3 separate regions of the Homo sapiens genome follow, and all the other regions are linked to region 1. Evidence: chromatin loops called from intact Hi-C (ENCODE). Cell type or tissue: psoas muscle. All regions are shown on one strand. Links, peaks and the distances in the headings refer to the core of each region. The heading gives the core; the rest is flanking DNA. Region 1 holds the start of LOC107985584 (a long non-coding RNA gene). Region 2 overlaps MED15 (mediator complex subunit 15). Region 3 has its middle 99 kb from the start of MED15.

What was found. Hi-C counts contacts between places; a loop is a spot of excess contacts. Peaks named below come from ENCODE experiments on the same cell type or tissue, not always from the same donor. Only the 100,000 strongest peaks of a DNase experiment are listed, where the experiment ranks them.
Region 2: it touches region 1 in a loop (9-fold over the local background); 32 of 110 quality-filtered maps call a loop at or near these places.
Region 3: a loop joins it to region 1, with 5 times the contacts of the local background. A loop is called at or near these places in 34 of 110 quality-filtered maps.

The regions. Positions count from the first base shown.
Region 1 is chr22:20,693,574-20,700,517 of GRCh38, reverse strand. LOC107985584 (a long non-coding RNA gene) reads right to left here and starts at 4,982. Exons shown (of 2, transcript XR_007068010.1): 1 at 4,770-4,982; 2 at 3,589-3,713. It also overlaps the pseudogene BCRP5. RefSeq lists an enhancer at 3,170-3,786. In psoas muscle, for the core only: CTCF peaks have their summits at 2,597 and 2,799 (motif pointing right); DNase peaks (open chromatin) are centred at 1,509 and 2,817.
Region 2 is chr22:20,562,341-20,567,340 of GRCh38, reverse strand. It overlaps MED15 (mediator complex subunit 15), which reads right to left. Exons shown (of 18, transcript NM_001003891.3): 6 at 2,653-2,891; 7 at 524-874. Among named protein-coding and RNA genes, the nearest start is that of MED15, 57 kb to the right of the region's middle. RefSeq lists an enhancer at 2,714-2,763. In psoas muscle, for the core only: a CTCF peak has its summit at 2,864 (motif pointing left); DNase peaks (open chromatin) are centred at 210 and 2,860; H3K27ac peaks cover 726 bases.
Region 3 is chr22:20,602,859-20,609,802 of GRCh38, reverse strand. It overlaps the pseudogene SMPD4P1. Among named protein-coding and RNA genes, the nearest start is that of MED15, 99 kb to the right of the region's middle. In psoas muscle, for the core only: a CTCF peak has its summit at 3,449 (motif pointing left); a DNase peak (open chromatin) is centred at 3,382.

The DNA of each region.
Region 1 (6,944 bases), core at 912-5,911:
TCTGGGCGCGGTAGCTCACGCCTGTAATCCAGCACTTTGGGAGGCCGAGGTGGGTGGATCACGAGGTGAGGAGTTCAAGACCAGCTTGGCCAAGATGGTAAAATCCTGTCTCTACTAAAAATACCAAAAAAAAGTTAGCCGGGTATGGTGGTGCTTGCCTGTAGTCCCACCTACTTGGGAGGCTGAGGCAGGGGGAATCGCATGATCTTGGCTCACCACAACCTCCACCTCCCGGGTTCAAGTGATTCTCCTGTCTCAGCCTCATGAGCAGCTGGGATTACAAGCATGCGCCACCACGCCCAGCTAATTTTGTACTTTTAGTAGAGACGGGGTTTCTCCATGTTGGTCAGGCTGGTCTTGAACTCCCAACCTGAGGTGATCCACCTGCTTTGGCCTCCCAAAGTGCTGGGATTACAGGCGTGAGCCCCTGCGCCTGGCCCTACACCCGACTGATTTTTGTAGTTTTAGTAGAGACAGGGTTTCACCATGTTGTCCAGGCTGGTCTCAAATTCCTGGCCTCAAGTGATCTGCCTGCCCCGGCTTCCCAAAGTGCTGGGATTACAGGAGTGAGCCACCGTGCCCGGACTAAAAGGTACATTTTTAAAAAAGAGGTGACTTAAGATTTCATAGAAACCAACTTTTTGTAAAACTATGATAAGCCAAATACTTGGACCAGCCCTCACACTGAGAAGTACCAAAAATGCTGACAAAATAAAAGGATGTTTTCTTAAAGGCATCCAGGGGCTGACAAGACAGTGAGGAGCCGCCAGGCACCATCTGGGGAAACCAGAAACCAGAGAGGCGAGCCAAGCCGCTCTTGCCCTGAAAACATCTGCCCCCATCCAGCCACCCCGGGCTTCCGATGAGAACTCTAAGGCTGGTCCCCACCCCACAGAGCACCCCACAGAATTTGGGACTTATGGCCCAAATTCACACCAGTGAGAAGATTCCAAAACCTCACAGTTGATGGATTTAGTTTAAATTGGCTTTAGGCTGACAGCGCCCTGAGGTACCTGGCAGAAGGAAGCGTAAACCTAGTTTGGAGGAAGCATCTTTACCCTAGGTCTGAAAAATTCCCACAAAGTCATTTTTCCAGGACAATGAGTAATGCAGTCAAAAGTAACCACACATTCACGGAAACAATGCCCCATGAGCAAGGACAGAAAAGGCCAGCAGCAGGACCAGATCCAGAGACTCAACATCTCAAAGACCTGAGGCAGACCATGAGGCTCCTCCACTTACCTGTACTCACGGAGGGAACCGATGAGCTTGAAAGTATATGTGACGAACAGCAAACGAGAAAAAAAAATGACCTTGCAGAAAAACAGGTGTAGACATTCTAGAAATAAACAGCATTCAGCCCAATGGGTTTAACAGGAATAGGAGAATAAAAAGAGAATACCTACACTGAAGATACGTCAGAATAAATTATGCTGAATAAAGAAGAGTGAGAGGCCGGGCGCATTGGCTCATAGCCAGGGTCGAGGTCACTCTCTCCCTGAGGACTCTAGCACGGCACAGCCCCTCTGCCTCTCTCCTGGTGGTGGCGTTGAAACAGCACCTTCTGCTTTGGTCCTCTACAGGGTGGCAGAGAAGGAGGCAGTCAATAAGATGTCCCTGCACAACCTTGCCACTGTCTTTGGCCCCATGCTGCTCCGGCCCTCCGAGAAGGAGAGCAAGCTCCCTGCCAACCCCGGCCAGCCCATCACCATGACTGACAGCTGGTCCTTGGAGGTCATGTCCCAGGTGTGGGAAGACAGGCTCCAGCCCATGCAACCCCAGCCTGACAGAGGTGGCCTCTGCCTGCCCCACCCCCAGTCCTGCCCATCTTCCAACTTGCATTGTATGTGGTGGTGGCTGAGATTCAGAGACAGGGACTTGCCTAGGTTTGCATGGATGGGAGTGATAGGGGGAGCCTAGGCCACCTCCTGCTCCTGCTGGTGCACCTTGCTGGGGGCTTAAAACCACCCCAAGTGTTCAGGTGTGGTGGCTCATGCCTGTAATCCCAGCACTTTGGGAGGCCGAGGCAGGACAACTGAACCCAGGTGTTTGAGACCAGTCTGGGAAATGTAGCAAACCCCATCTCTAGAAAAAATACAAAGAAAAATTAGGCAGGCATTGTGGCACACATCTGTAATCCTAGGTATCTGGGAGGCTGACACAGGAGGATTGCTTGAGCCCAGGAGTTAGAGGCTGCAGTGATCCATGATGGAGCCACTGTACTCCAGCCTGGGGGACAGAGCAAGGCCCTGTGCATCTCTAAAATAAATAACCACCCCCCACCCAACAAGTCATGCCTTGTCAGGACCCCACCCCACCCCCGTCTCACTGTAAGGGGTTCATGACACCAGCAGGGGTTTCTAGCACCTGAGGTGGACTTGGGGACTTGGGCCCCAAAGACCTCCCCACCAGCAGCTGTGAGCCCCCCTCTGAGCCACTCTCCTCTTCCCCACTCCGCGAGGGCAGGTCGAGGTGCTGCTGTACTTCTTGCGGCTGGAGGCCGTCCCTGCCCCGGACAGCAAGGGACAGAGCATCCTGTTCTCCACCGATGTCTAAAGGTCCCAGTCCATCTCCTGGAGGCGGACAGATGGCCTGGAAACCTCTGGCTAATCAGGCTATCTGTAGAGTGGGAATCAAGATTTTCTGAGGCATCCTTGGGCCACCCCCAGGTGTCAGGCCATCTGCCAAGAGACAGCGGCCCAAAGCAGAAGGACAGGTGGCCTGGGCAGATCCCGCCCAGGTCTGAAAGCCCCAGGCTGGCCTCAGACTGTGGGTTTTCCATGCAGCCACCTGAGGGCGCCCCAAGCCAGTGCATCTCAGAGGCCAGGCCTGGCCCTGGGAGACAGAGTGAAACCAGTGGTTTTTATGAACTTAACTTAGAGTTTAAAAGATTTCTACTCGATCACTTGTCAAGATGCGCCCTCTCTGGGGAGAAGGGAACGTGACCGGATTCCCTCACTGTTGTATCTTGAATAAACGCTGCTGCTTCATCCTGTGGGGGCCGTGGCCCTGTCCCTGTGTGGGTGGGGCCTCTTCCATTTCCCTGACTTAGAAACCACAGTCCACTTAGAACAGGGTTTGAGAGGCTTAGTCAGCACTGGGTAGCGTTTTGACTCCATTCTCGGCTTGCTTCTTTTTCTTTCCAGGATTTTTGTGCAGAAATGGTTCTTTTGTTGCCGTGTTAGTCCTCCTTGGAAAGCAGCTCAGAAGGCCTGTGAAATGTCGGGGGACAGGACCTCCAGGGAGGGAATCCCAGGCTACGCACCTTAGGGTTCGTTCTCCAGGGAGAGCGACCTCGTCCCCCGATCCTGACCGCCCTTCCGGCCCACGCTCTCCTGTTTGGCTTCCACAGGCCTGGACTTCTCTGGCTTCTCTGCCCACACACTCCCTGCCCCCAGTGTCCCTGCCCCTGCCCCAGCACAGGTGACTTCATTTCTGTCCTCTCAGCTCAGTGGACTCGCTCAACTTTTGTATAAGTCTCCACTTGGTGGTAGCAGCTTGCTGATGACTTGTTTTAAAACTTTCATCCTAAATAACCTTTTGATACTTGAATATTTGTAAGTTTTATACATAGTTTCTAATTTTTTCCCCAACAGATCCAGATACCTAATAAGATGCTGGAATGTAATCCCTGGACAATCCGTGTCCTGGCAGCATTTGGTCTTCCTCTAAGCGCCTGGCTCCGCTGTTCTCAGGAGTGGGTTCTGAAGTCTCTGGAGAACAGGATACGTGGAGGGTTAGGAAGGGGCCAGGCCTAGAGACGGGAGACTCCCTCCCGGAGCAGGTGGAGGCACAGGACCATTCGCTACCCCATCTGCCGGCACCTGCGGGGGAGCCCAGGCATTGTTTGTAAACCCTCCTGACTACCTGACTCAAAGAAAACAGAAGCATGGAGGCCGCCAAGTATTTTCAAGAAATAATCCCATGAACGTGGCATCACTTTTTTAGAAAGAGGGGCTTGGGGCAGGCAGAGGAGAGAAGGGAGAGCAAACTGAGAGCCAAGTTTCCAGACGGTCCTGCAGGAGGAGAGGATGCAGCTGCGCAGAGGGAAGCAGGATCACATTTAAGGAAGTGTGTGGGGTCCCTGGATGACACCAGCACCCAGTACGGCTCTGTCTGGCAACCGCTCCCAAGGTGGCAGGAGTGGGTGTCCCCTGTGTGTCAGTGGGCAGCTCCTGCTGAGCCCGCAGCTTACTGGGGAGCCTGACAGCAGGGATATGTACCTGACACTCCTCTCTGCTTGTGGACCTGATGAGGCAGGGAGCAGAAAACAGAGCCACTTGAAGGCTTTCTGTCTGCGTCTTTGTGCAGTGTGGATTTAGTTGTGCTTTTTTCTTGCTGGGAGAGCACAGCCACCATTTACAAGCAGTGTCACCCTCATGGGTGGTGAGGACAGAACAGGAGCCTCTGCTCTCTGTACCTATCTGGGCCCAGTGGGCTCCCCTGTCCTGGCTTCCATCTCTGTCTCAGTGACCATTCAGCCCTGCGCAGGAACACATGTTGCTTAGAAAAGCCAAATCCAGCCCTTGTCTCTGCCTCCTCTGGTCTCATGATGTGCATCTGTTACCTTGAAACTGGAAACCAGTCTATCAATGTCTGTGCCAGTTTTTTATTCCCTCCCCAACCTCCTTCCCCATACGACTTTTTATTTATGTAGGATGTGTGCTGTCTAATGATGGGATGACCACACTTTTCCATGTTCTAAAAGTGCTTCTCTCCCGCAGGGTCCCAGGGCTGGTGGTTGCTTTGGGTCTACAGCTACGTCTTACCCGCCTCCTGCCTCAACAGCCTGTGTGGTGGCAAAGCCGGTGTGGGGCTGGGGAACGCAGCGTTCTCCAGGAGGGGGACCCGGCTCTCCTTCTGCAGTGCAGGCGAAGGCCTAGATGCCAGTGTGACCTCCCACAAGGCGTGGCTTCCAGACTCCCCGGCCGGAAGTGATGCTTTTTTGCCGCGGGCCCTGGGTTTGAAGCAGCCTGGCTTTCTCTTGGTAAGTGGCTGGTGTCTCAGCAGCTGCAATCTGAGCTCAGCCACCTACACACCACCGTGGCCAACACTTTCATTAAAAAGTTTCCTGAGACGACTTGCGTGCATGTTGACTTCATGATCAGCGCCGCTGGGAAGAACCCCTGAGCTTGTGGGGTGGGGCTGGAAGCAGCAGGTGCAGTGATGGGGCTGGGTGCCCAGGAGGCCTCAGTGCTCAATCAGGCCAAGGTGGCCAAGCCCAGGCTGCAGGGAAGGCCGGCCTGGGGGGTGCGGGTGAGCACAGGCAGGCACCAGCTGGGCAGTGTTAGGATGCTGGAGCAGCATCCGTAACTCCACTGAGTGGGGTAGTCTGGTTGGGGCAGGGACCGCTGTTGCTTTGGCAGAGAGAGATGATCCCCACTGGGGAGAGGCTGTTCTGACTCTGCAGGTGGGACAGGGACAGATGGCCACCAGGGTGACCCGGCTGGTCTTCCTTTGCTATGCTAAGCCCTGGGACATGGAGGATTCCTGCCACACAGCCTGGGCCCGGGTTCTTACCTGTGGCCACCGCTCTGGCACGAGCCCCTCAGTCTTGGGTGGTTTCTGCCTGGTCCGGGATTTGGTGTTGCTGCTGACTCCAGCCTTTCCACCACCTCTGCATGGGCCGTGGGTGTTGTCAGCTGCCTCCTGCCTTGGCTTCAGTAGCTCACCCAGCTTACAGGGGAGCTGCCCTGGGCTGGAGATGGGCACGCACCCTGGGTCCTACTTGAATGAATGCAGCTTGAGGAGACCCGGCCATATACACTGGGCCACAGGTTACCCTCGGCAATGCCCACATCAGCCGTCAGCCTGAGCCTCCCCAGGAGAGCAAGGCTCACACGACAAAGGCTGCCCGTGGCCAATGAGGTGGCTGAGCCCAGCCAGGACCTTTCTCGGACTCCCGGGATGTGGCTCTGCTCGTGAGCTGCCTGGTCAGCTCTCTCGGGGTGAGAGGGGCTTGTCACACGGGCCTCTGCCTGCAGTGTGACCCTTCTCAGCTTCTCTCAGCAGCCCTGCCTGCGGAGTGTCACCGCCACCATGATCATTTCCCTGACACAGCGAGGGTGGGGGGACGTCCTGGGTAGAGACAGGGCCCGTGGCAGCAGCAGGCTCAGGGGCGCCCTGCACTGGTGGGCTGGGGACCTGGTGGAGACCACGCCAAGGGCTGGACAAGGGGACGAGCCTCCACCCTGGCCTCTCCGCAGGCCTCAGCAGCCCCTCCCACAGGCAGAAGGGTTGACACTGGGTTCTGCCCTCACTGCAAGAGCTGCAAGTGCCACGTGCTGTTCTGCCCAATCTGGTGTCTGCAGGTGAGGGAAGGGCTGCCGCTGGCCCGTTTCTGAGTGTTCAGCACCTAAGGGTGACAGCACTGTCTGTCCCTACCCTCCAGGTCCTGTTTGAAGATCAAACCCATGCTCACAGGCCAATTTTTTTTTTCTTTTAGAGACAGGGTCTCACTTTGTCACCCAAGCTGGAGTGCAGTGGTGCGATTATAGCTCAATGCAGCCTCCAATTCCTGGACTCAAGGGACCCTCCTGCCTCAGCCTGCCAAGTAGCTTGGACTATAGCTGTGTGTTTTCTTATTATTTTGTAGACATGGGGTCTGGCTATGTTGTCCAGGCTATTCTCAAAATTCCCGGCCTCAAGCAATCCTCCTGCCTCGGCCTCTCAAAGGTTGGGATTACAAGTGTGAGGCAAGGCACCCAGCTCAGCCACAGAGCCCTGTTGCATCTCTCTTACTAGGAGCAAGAGCTGACTGCCCCCTCATCCCCATTCCAGAGTGTTGGGGCTGTGTTCAGCCGAGGCCGGGCCACTGGCATGGCCCAGGGAGCGGGATCCTTCACTGCTGCCCCAAATCTGAGATCATTCCACCTTGACAAGACTTCCTCATCCAATCCCTTTACTTGACAGCTGGGGAAACCAATGCGCACAGAGCACCCCCA
Region 2 (5,000 bases), core at 1-5,000, 130 kb after region 1:
TTGTGCAGAGATACAAAATGAAACTAGGAATAACAGTATTTTATATTAATACTCCTCTCAAAAATATAGTAATGAACTTTGTTCTCCTGAGACTTGGCAGAGTGTAAAGGAAAAAAAAAGATATTTGCTTAGAACATTAACTCTGAGTAGTTGGCAAACCACCAGACACTGACGGAGCTGGCACATCCTTTCATGTGGTGCTCATCAGTCGAAGTGCTCACACCCTGAAAGGGCCCACAGAACTGCTGCAATCAGCCACACTGCTTGGAATGCGACTTGGTGCCCCAGTAGCAGCAGCAGTACCCTGTGCGGGGTGCAGAAGCAGCTCTCAGAACACAAAATGCAAAACACATGCTTCCCTGCTGAGCCATGCTAGAGTCGGCAGGGCTGGCAAGGGGTGGGGGCTGCCTGAAGTCTCAGCACTTGAAGAATAGGATATGCTATCTCTAGCCAAAGAGCCTAGAAACTACTGCTGACAGAGCCACGGGCTGCATGTGCTCCACTGTGGGCCACAGGTACTCACAAATTTCAGTGGTGGTTGGGTATACAACATTTGTCCAGGGAGAGCTTGCGCCTGTGACACCAAAGGCTGGGTCTGCGACTGTGGCGGGAGTTGTGATGGTTGGTTCTGAGCAACTGGAGGCTGCTGGGGCTGTGGTGGCGGCTGGTGGTGCTGTGTGTGATGCATCTGCTGCAGCTGCTGGGGCAGAGCCTGGGAGGGCGGAGGCTGTGGCTGCTGCATCGGTGGCTGCTGAATTGGTGGCTGGGCCTGCAAAGCCTGCTGCTGCTGCTGCTGCTGCTGCTGCTGCTGCTGTTGCTGTTGTTGGAGCTGCAGCTGTGCTATTCGCTGCAGCTGCTGTTGCTGCTGCTGTATCTAGAGACAGAACAAGCAGCACTCGGTTATCACTCATCTGCCTCTGTGGCACCAGCTCCTCCCTGTGACAGTCTGGGCCTCAGGAAGCCCAGGTGGCCATCTGCAGAGCCATCAAGAAAGCCTTCCTGGCTGGGTGCAGTGGCTCACGCCTGTAATCCCAGCACTTTGGGAGGCCGAGGCGGGCAGATCACCTGAGGTCAGGAGTTCGAGACCAGCCTGGACAACCTGGCGAAACCCCGTCTCTACTAATAATACAAAAATTAGCCAGGCATGGTGGCTCACACCTGTAATCCCAGCTACTTGGGAGGCTGAGGCAGGAGAATCACTTAAACTGGTGGGGCAGAGGTTGCAGTGAGCCGAGATCACACCACTGCACTCCAGCCTGGGCAACAGAGTAAGAGGCAAAAAAAAGTCTCAAAAAAAAAAAAAAAAAAAAGGCCTTCCTGGGCTGACAGGCTGACCTCTCACTCACACGGGGAGGGGCACATCTCCCACAGAAAGGCTCTGGGCCCCCCGAGGCCAACACCAGCTGCCTTCCTGACACCGGGGAGGCACCAAGTGTGTGCCTGGGCTCTGGTCTACCATTCCACTAGGATGGTTCAAAGGGCATACCTAGAAACTTCAGCAAAAGATGACAAGGAATAGGTACAGCTCCATGGAAGCTAGGATAAAAGCTGGGGCAACTGCAGATTTCTGAAGCCTCTGCAACGATGCTTGCTTTGCCCCTATAGGTCAGTGGCATGAGCCTCACGGTGACGGTCAAGGTCTGCTTGTCAGCAGGAGAAGGAAAAGTGTGGCTGCAGATGCACTGTCAGCTCTGGGAGAGGGGTGCCAAGATCCAGAGAAGCCCAGCTAGCTGAGGCCTGAAGGGGTGGGAGGGTGGTGGGGCCCTTTGGGGCTTTCCTCTCCCAACCAAGACCTGCTGTGAGGGCAGATGTTTAACACGTCTAGACTCTCTATGGAAACCATGGGAAGCTGAACAACTTCTGAGAAGCAGTGCTGCTAACATGACATCACCATCACCTCATGCAACACCAGCTGGAGGTCGACTAACACTGAGCCCAGAACCCAAGACACAGAGGTAAACAGGAGGCACATGTGTCCTCAGCCAAAATGGCCCACAATGGCTCAAGTAGTCCCAAGCCTCAGAGTGTTCGTCTCACTTCTTGCTTCAGCTCACTCTTGTTTGAATCCCTCGCAGCCCCTGAACTACACAGGAGGCCCACCGCCAGATGCCCAAGCCCAAATGGAAGGGCTCGATCACAGAACCTTCCTAGTGAGTCAGGGCCTGTTTCTCCTGCCTGTCCCAGACTTTTGTTTTCCTTTTTTATTTTTATTTTTTTTGAGACGGAGTCTCACTGCTGCCCAGGCTGGAGCGCAGCGGCGCGATCTCGGCTCACTGCAACCTCCGCCTCCCAGGTTCTAGCGATTCTCCTGCCTCAGCCTCTCAAATAGCTGGGATTATAGGTGTACGCCACCATGTCCAGCTAATTTTTTGTATTTTTAGTAGAGATGGGGTTTCACCATGCTGGCCAGGCTGGTCTTGAACTCCTGATGATCCGCCTGCCTTGGCCTCCCAAAGTGCTGGGATTACAGGCATGAGCCACTGGGCCCGGCCTTGTCCCAGACTTTTTGAGAAGCCCATGGAAAAGGGCAGGCACACGTGTCAAGAGAACCCTCGGCTGGCTCCGGGCACTGCACCCAGCATTGTGGCTGATGCCAGCCCAGGGCTCACGCTGCAGGAGGGAGGCCAAGAGCAGGAACAGGGGACCTGGTACCTGTTGCTGATTTTGATGATGCAATTTAATTAGATGCTGCTGCTGCTGCTGCTGCTGCTGGAGCTGCTGCTGCTGCTGCACTACTGCTTGGAACTGCTGCTGCATGGCACTCTGCTGAGCCTGGAACTGCTGCTGTTGCTGCTGCTGCTGCTGCTGCTGTAGCGCCGCCTGCTGCTGCTGCTGGAACTGCTGCTGTTGCTGCTGCTGCTGCAGCGCCACCTGCTGGAGCTGCAGCTGGGCTGAGAAAAGACCAGAGTCGCCAGTCAGTCCACAGGGCAGATTCCCAGAAACGCTGCAGGGCTGCACAGCAAGGGACAAAACAGCCAGCAAAAGCCCCACTGCCACGGCTGCCGCTGGAATCTGAACGTTCCATTTACCACAGACAGAAAGATAGAATACGAAGTAGCATTTGTGTTGATTTTGGGATTTCCTATCATGAGTTACTCTATAATAACCAAAGACAAAAGAAAAGGGACAACTAAGTCTTTTGGATAAATAAGAAGCCTAGACTCTGGCAATCAGTAATCTCCTCTCTGTCTCTATGGATTGGCCACTTCCGGACTCTTTGTACGAATGGCATCGAACATGTGCTCTTTTGTGACTAGCTTCTTTAGCATAATATTTACGAGTTCGCCCATGTCGTGGCATGTTATCAGTTTTTCTGTGTTATTTTTATCGCCAAATAATATTCTACTACACCGATTTCCTGTGATGAACATTTGCGCTGCTTCTACTTTGTGGCTATTATGAAAACTGCTTATATGAACAGTCAATTACAAGATTTTCTGAGGTGAGGTTTCTTTTGGGGTGAACATAAAAATGTTCTAAAATTGTGCTGATGGCTGCACAACTCTGTGGATTACACTAAAACCTACCGAGTGGAGCACTTCAGATGGGTGAATTGTATGCTAATGAGAATTATGTCTCAATAAAGCTGTATTAAAGAAATATAGAGAGATCCTTTGTATACTTTGCCCAGTTTCCTCCAATGGTAACATTCTACAAACTTACAAGGTATCACAACCACGATGTGTGCTCACTTGTGTGGGTGTGTGTACTAAGTTCTGGACAATTTAACCACCTGGGTGGGTTCAGTCACCACCAGTCAATACACTACACAGTCCCCACACCACAAGGATCCCTCGTGTTGCCACCTCTCTCAGCAACCCTGACCCGCAAACTCTGGCAACCACTGCAGCATCCTCCATTTCTAAAATTTTGTCATTTCAAAATTATACATAATATTTCAAAAATGGAACCATACAGTATGAACCTTTTTGGGATCGGCTTTTTACATTCAGCATACAGGTTGTAGTTCTAGCAACAGTACTGCCAGGGTATTCCATGGTACAAGCACCTCACAGTGTGTTTAACCGTCTACATGAAGGACATTTGGGTAACTGTAGATTTGGGCTACCACAAATAAAGCTGCTGTTAAAATTCGTGCATGGGTTTTTATGCGAGGTTTTCATTTCTCTAGGAAAAATACCCAAGAGTGTAACTGCTGAGTTGCATATTTCATTTTGAAAGAAGGTAAAACCACTTTACATTCTCACCAGCAATATATGAGTGATTCAGTTTCTCTGTCACCAACACTTGAGGCTGTCACTATTCATTTTAGCAATTCTGATGGGTGTAAGATTTTTTTTTTTTGAGGTGGGGTCTCACTCTGTTGCCCAGTCTGGACTGAAGTGGTACCATCGTGGCTCACTGCACCCTTGACCTCCTGGGCTTAAGTGACCCTCCTGCCTCAGCCTCCCGAGTAGCTGGAACTACAGGTGCATGCCACCACACCCAACTAATTTGTAAAATTTTTATAGAGACAGTCTCACTTTGTTGCCCAGGCTGATCTCAAACTCCTGGGTTCAAGTGATCCTCCTGCCTCGACCTCACAAAGTGTTGAGATTATAGGCGTGGGTCACTGTGCCTGGCCAAGTGTAAAAAATTTTTAATTTATTTTGTGACAGATTTCTAACTTTATTTGACATTCATAAAACATGTATGACCGGCGGGTCGCGGTGGTTCTCACCTCTAATCCCAGCACTTCGGGAGGCTCAGGCAGGAGGATCACTTGAGGTCGAGTTTGAGACCAGCTTGGCCAACATGGCAAAAACCCATCTCTACTAAAAATACAAAAATTAGCGGGCATGGTGGCACGTGCCTGTAATCCCAGCTACTCAGGAGGCTGAGGCAGGAGAATTGCTTGAACCCGGGAGGCAGAGGTTGCAGTGAGCCGAGATCGCGCCACTGCACTCCAGCCTGGGTGACAGAGTGAGACTCTGTCTCAAAACAACAACAACAAAAAGTATGACAATACTTTTAAATTTTCTGAAATTGTTGAAGCTTGC
Region 3 (6,944 bases), core at 892-5,891, 91 kb after region 1:
GCAAGATGAAAAAAACATGTGGGCCCCAAGTGCCGGTGGGTTGGGATGGCAACCACTGCATGTGATGGCGTCCCTGTTCCGCAGGAGCCACTGGAGAAGAGGGACATGAGGGCTTGGGCCAGGGCAGTGTCCAGGAAGCATCTAGCAACCCCCATGGCAGGACAGGTGACCAGGGAGACCCTGGAGGAGTGAGCTGAGGTGCTGTGAGGCTGGGCCCAGTGGGAAATGCGGGGCTTTGGGTACACATCTTTGAGAAGCAAGCAGGTGTGACTGTGGCCAGGGACTACACATGGGAATGTGGCCCAGGAGGGGTACAGAGCTGAGGGAAAAGTTTGGCTCAGCAAATCTGTGGGAAAATAGCCTGAGAGGCTTTCATGTGACTGCTGGGGGCAGGGGCAGACACTGGCCCCTCCAGACCCTCTGGAAGGACCAGGTGATGTTGGGTAAGTGAACCTGCAGGGGAAGGCAGGTTCCCAGTTCCTATGTGGATGCTGTCCCCTCCCGTGAGCTGCAGGGAGGATGTCATGGCTCAGGATCCCAGGCCAGGATCAGAGGGAGGGCCAGGGGTGAGACTGGAGGAGAAGGACCCTGGTCTAACTTCCCACCCCACTAGTACCATTCTAGTCGGGCCGTATAGGTACTGGTTTTCTCCTTCCTTCCAAAGCAATGCAAATTCATTGCCTAAATACTTAAAGATAGAGATAGAAGAAAATAGCCAGGTACGGTGGCTCAAACTTGGAATCCCAGAACTTTGGGAGGCCAAGGAAGGCAGATTGCTTGAGCTCAGGAGTTTGAGACCAGCCTGGGAAACATGATGAGACCCCTGCCTCTACAAAAAAATAGAAAAATTATCTGGGTATGTTGGTATGTGCCTCTGGTCTCCGCTACTCGGGAGGCTTTGGTGGGAGGATCCCTTGAGCCCAGGAGGCAGAGGTTACAGTGAACCGACATTGTGCTGCTGCACTCCAGCCTGGGTGACAGAGTGAGACCCTGTCTCAAAAAAAAAAAAAAAAAGAAAAAGAAGAAGAAGAAAATACCTCCATTCCCAGCCTCAGCCACTGATCTGTGGGGTGTGTCTCCTGGACCTGTGGGGACATTTTCCTGACGGGCAGACTTGAGTGGGCAGTGATGTGAGCAGTGGTCCATGTGGGTTCTGCAGCATCCCAGGATATACCCAGAGGCCGGGCCCTGCACCAGTCTCAGCATCACAGATGTGTTGAGGCCCAAAGGGCTGGGGGTAAGCATGGAGAGGCGAGCATGTCCACTCGGACTCAGGGGCCCACCCTCAGTGCCCCCTTCTCCTGCCCTCATCCACTCTTGATGCTCCCCCCTGCCCTCTCAATGCTGAGCAACCAGAGAAAGCCCACAGCCAGCAAAAAGGCTTTCCTCTTGGGTGTAGGTCTCCAGGATCCTGCTTGTACATTGTAAATCAAAAGCTTGGCCTGTTAGCTTGACTGTGCTCTTGTCTTGGGGTTTTCCTGACCACAGGTCTGTGGGCAACAGAGGAATTGATGCCCAGCGCTTCTCCCAGGGTGAGCCCTCATCCAGCTGTGTCCAGAATGAGGAGCAGATGGAAGGAATTGGGGAGAAAAGTGAAGGTTCTTATTTTTTGAACAGGGTCTTACTCTGTCACCCAGGCTGGAGTGCAGTGGCACGATCCTAGCTCACTGCACCAAGAACACCTGGGCTCAAGCGATCTTCCCACCCTAGCCTCCTGAGTCACTAGGACTACAGGTGCACACCACCATGCCCAGCTAACTTTTTAAAATTTTTGTAGAGACAGGGCCTCCCTATGTTGCCCAAGCGAATCTCGAATTCCTGGCCTTAGCCATCTTCCCTGGGAGACCCTGGATCCAGAGCTTGGGGGTGACATCGGCCTCCTCCTGCCATGAGGATCAAGATAGGCAGCAATGGCCAAGGGCACAGTCTGGCGGGCCATAGCCCTGTGCCACCCACCGCGGGTGTGCAGCGGTGCAGAAGCAGATGCGTCTGTCTCAGCGAGTTCTCCCCAGGTAGGCTGTGTGGGCGCTGGGCCAAGCACTTCCCTACCACGAGCTGGTCGCAGTTCAGACCAAGCAGTGCAAGGCACACCCGCTGGGTGTGAGGCACAGTGGTGGCCCCACTCTTTGCCTGGCTCGTGCCTCCTGTGTGGAGGCAGATCAGCTGTCCCAGGGCGGGCTGTGGTCAGACCTGGAGGCCACGTGCTGCAGCCCTTCCCAGGCCCTGACTCCTCTTCCTCCACCTAGGAGTCGTTCATGCCCACCAAGGGGCACATGCTGGTGGTGCGCCTGCCACTGAAGCACCTGCACGCCTTTGCCGACAGCCTGAAGCCAGAGCAGGTCTCACCTTTCGTCCACTCCCACACCACCAGCCCGCTGGGGGAGTTCAAACAGTGGGTGGCCCTTGCGGCTTCCAGCCGCTGCTGTCTCCTCCTCGTTCCCCTCCTCCGGTGTTGCCCACGGCGACCTCTCCCCGGGGCATGGGGGGCAGGGTGAGGGGAATCCCTTCCTGCTCACAGAGCACGTGAGGCCTCTGGAGGGCTACGCAAGTGCCTTCTCAGCTAGCCTGGTGGGGCTGCCGGCTGATCTCTGGCTCCCAGAGCCTCTCTCTCCAGACTGGCCAAAAAGGCCCCATCACGGTGCCGTCTCTTGCTCCTCCCCACCCGTCAGGAGAAGGGTTGGGGCGGGTCCTGACTCCCAGGCCCATCGGGGCTGGCAGAGTGGGCTGTTTTGTGTGGGGCTGAGGTGAGGTGTGTGCAGGAGATGCAATGGCTTGGCCGCCTGCATGCTGTGTCCTCGGGATGCTCCCTAACCTCGGTTTCTTCCTCTGAAGAATGGGGCTGAAACCAGCTCTTACCACTCAGAAGTGCCTAGTGCTCTCTCCCAGCAGAGCCAACCCTCACTAATGGGAACCCCGGGCTCATCTGTGAGCAGGGCCACCTTACTGTGCAAGCGGCTGGTGACCCTCCCCTCCTCTGCAGGCCGCTGTCCCGAGGTTAGTCCAGCAGAAACTCTACCTCTTCCTGCGGCATTGCTTTGGCCACTGGCCCTTGGACGCATTGTTCAGAGCTAGGAGTGTCGGCCCCATCACATGTGTGCCTGTGTCTTCTGTGTGCCCCAATGAGGGAGGTCCCCTGGGGTGGATGAAGGAGAACAAGTGTTGTCACAGAGACCTTGGAGAGGAGGGGGCCTTGGAGGGCCACGTTGTTCTTTCTGTTTCAGTTTCCAAAGGCAACCCTCAGGCACAGCAAAGCCCTGCCCCATCCCACCTGTCTGGTGCCAGACAGGTTTCTACTCTTACGCAACCAGGTAGCACTGGGTCCCGTGGGCCGGGAAGAGCCCGCCCATGACCCTGGCTTCTGAAGAGCAGTGAGAGAACCAAATCTCACAGGGCTGTGCGCGTCTCTCCTGCGCCCTCTGGGGGACGTGGGAAGAGCCAACTTAGCTGCCACCTGGGTACCTGGGTTCCAGGCCATCAGAGGATTTGGCCCCAGCCACTGGGCCTTCAGCACACACCTCCCCCACAGGTCCTGGAGGTGTGGCTGAGCTACCTGCAGCCATGGTGGTATGCAGCTGACAAGCAGGCTGCCAGCAGCAACTCCCAGCCCCAGTGTGTCTGAGAAATGGTGAGCCCTGGCCCCCTCTCCTCACATGCCACTGGCTCCCCTGGGCAAATGTTGCTCCAGTGGGTGGAGGCCAAGACAGCGGCCTGTGCTGGGGTCAGCCTGGCCCTGGCCCTCTCCCAGCTGCTGCTGAGTGGAGCACAGACCAGCCCTTCCTAGGCTCAACTTCGCCAGGCCCTAGAATGGGTTTCTCATGGAAGCAGTGGGTGACCTGTCCCCTCTCCCTTCTGGCCCAGACAAATTTTCATGGTGACCCCCAAACTGTTCCTTAACCCTTCCTTACCAGCACAGAGCAGACCAGTGGCCACCTTCCCCTCATCTCCTGCTTGATCCTCACAGCAGACCCCCCCAGGCTTCCATGGCACCTGGCGTGGCCACTGACCTCTCCTTTCCTTGCCCGAGGCCTTCCCCTTTGGACCCTCTGGGGGATCCTCCCTCAGCCCCCTCAGGCTCTGGGCTGGCCTCTGCCATGGTGGCTTCAGTCCTCTTGGAAAGGGGCCTCAGGCCTGCTAAGGATGCAGCAACCTCAGAGGGCCTGGGTCTCACCTGCCTGTGTCCTGCCCTCCCTGCCTGCCAACAGTCTCCTGAGCTGTCATCCATAACACTGCACAGTTAAGGCTGAGACCGGCTGGACCCTGCCTGCCCTGCAGCCACCAGGCACCAGGCACTGGGTGGAAGACCGCAGGTATACCCACAGAGGGGGTCTGCACAGACCAAGCTGCGGGCCCATGGCACCACAGTTTCTCCCTGGCAACTCGTGGCAGCATCCTTGGGAGGCGGTCTTGGTCTCTGGCATGCGTTTGTCTTGGCTGGGTTGGACATTGGCTTCTGTCACTCCTCCTGGTGTTTGCCCTCCTGCAGACACTGTCGGGGGCTCTGTGAGCCACCAGCTCCCTCATTTGCCCTCCCCATGTCGGCCACCTGCTACATGGGAGACACTGCTGGGCAGGACCTCAGGAGGACACCCCTGGGTCATGGCTCCCCAGATACCTCGGAGGCATCCTGAAAACCTGTGGGCAGCAACCAGGTTCTCTGTGCCCCCGGAAGTGGGCGCTAGGTTCGTCTCCTGCCTTCCAGTTCGAGCAGCTGTTCCCGGAGCCGGAGCTCGTCATCCCCCTACCGCCAGCACCGACTCTTCACAGCCTGCACATTCGCCAGCAGCATCCTGTCATAGTGGCCACCAGTGGTCACTGATGCCTCCTTCAATGTGAAGAGTCACATCTATGGCCTGGAGGGCCAGGACTGCAAGTACACCCGATGTTCGGGCCCGAGGCTTACACCCTGGTGAGTGGGTTGGCGGTGCCCCTTCACAGGACCCCTGGAGCCACAAGGCTGAGCAGAGGCAGGGAAGTGCTGTGTTCTGGCGGGAGGGAGGGAGGTTGGGCGGAGAGTTGACGCACATCTCCTTTCCCCGTTTCAGTAAAGTCTGATTTGTTTCTGATAACGAAGGCAGTGTTGGGAAATTTCACATTTAGAAGATCATTCTTTAGTCTTTAAAAGTCCTCCAGCAGAAGCTGCTCCTCCCGTCACTCAGTGATCTGGCTGTGCACCCATCTTAGGGCCCCCAGCCAGCCTGCCTGGGTGGCAGTACAGGCGTATCCTGCCGGTGACCTGCCCTCGCCTCCCTTGCAGGTCCTGCACCTTACTCAGCTCATCACGCAGGCCAAGCACACGGCCAGGTCCATCTCGGACCAGTGTGTGGAGACTCCAGCTGGCCACTCCTTCCTGTTGTGGCTGGGCTTTGGCCCCACAGACACCAACGGCTCCTATTCAGCCATGACCTGGGCGAGATGGGGCAGGACAGCGTCCAGAAGATGGACGAGTGCCTGGAGGAGGCCCTGGCGTACCTGCGCCAGATATTCCGAGTATGAGCAATGGGGCCTGTTCCACGGCCGTTAGGGTCCCCTTCCCCGAAGGATCCACTCCCCCTTTGCCCATGGTCAGCATGCATCCGTCCCAGGCCCCATGCAGATGAACCCGGTGTTGTGGGAGGCAGGCCCACACCCCGAGTGTCATGTCCGGGTGCTCTCGTTGCCACTGTTAGAGGCTGGTGGGGTGAAGACTGGTGTTCCTTTGCCTTGACACTGAGGGCAGAGGAGCTTCTCTCTCTCTGGTAGCTCAGTGAAGTGCAGCTCACGCAGAGTCTCTCACACTTGCCTTGGACACCATCCAGGATGAGAATGGAAAGAAGCAGCTCCGGACTGCATCGCGGGTGAGGACAGACTCATCCCCACGCCCCTGGGCCAGTACCAGGTGAGAGGCCCAAGTCCCAGAGGTGCATGGGTTGGGCCCTGACGTGTCCCCAGCTCCCTCCTCCCCTGTGAGCAGAGATGGCTTGGCTCTTCTGAGTTGTGTGCAGGGGCCATGTTTCCTTTTCTCTTCTTTCTTTTTTTTGAAACAAGGTTTCCCTCTCTTGCCCAGGCTGGAGTGCAGTGGCATGATCTTGGCTCACTGAAACTTCCACCTCCTGGGTTCAAGCGATTCTCCCACCTCAGCCTCCTGAATAGCTGGGATTACAGGCACATGCCACCATGCCTGGCTAACTTTTTTTTTTTTTTGAGACGGAGTCTTGCTCTGTAGCCCAGGCTGGAGTGCAGTGGCGCAATCTCGGCTCACTGCAAGCTCCACCTCCTGGGTTCACGCTATTCTCCTGCCTCAGCCTCCTGAGTAGCTGGAACTACAGGTGCCCGCCACCAAGCCCAGCTAATTTTTTTTTGTATTTTTTTTAGTAGAGACGGGGTTTCGCAGTGTTAGCCAGGATGGTCCTGATCTCCCGACCTCGTGATCCACCTGCCTCAGCCTCCCAGAGTGCTGGGATTACAGGTGTGAGCCACTGCACCTGGCCAATTTTTGTATTTTTAATAGAGACGGGGTTTCATCATATCGATCAGGCTGGTCTCTAACTCCCGACCTTGTGATCCGCCCGCCTCGGCCTCCCGGAGTGCTGGGATTACAGGCATGAGCCACTGCACCTGGCCAGGGCCATGTTTTCTGGCCCAACCCTATAGCCTGGGTTTCTAGATCATCAACAGGCTGCAAAGGTTTGAAATTGAGTACCAGGGGGACCCGGAGCTGCAGCCCCTCTGGAGTTATGAGATTACCAGCTTGGTCTGAGCATCCTTCCGGCTGTCATCTGCCATCAAACACAGAGTGAGTGGGCAGGAGGGCTGGCCTGGCCTCTTCAGAGAGGGTTCTGGGTGCTCCTGCCTGGGGTGCAGTCTCAGGGTGGCCTGTGGGGGTGGGGTGCAGCTGTCCTGAGGCCTGTGGTGCCACCACCCCATGCCCCCGTGCCACTGCCTGCGCTTCAGTTTGCAGACCAGAT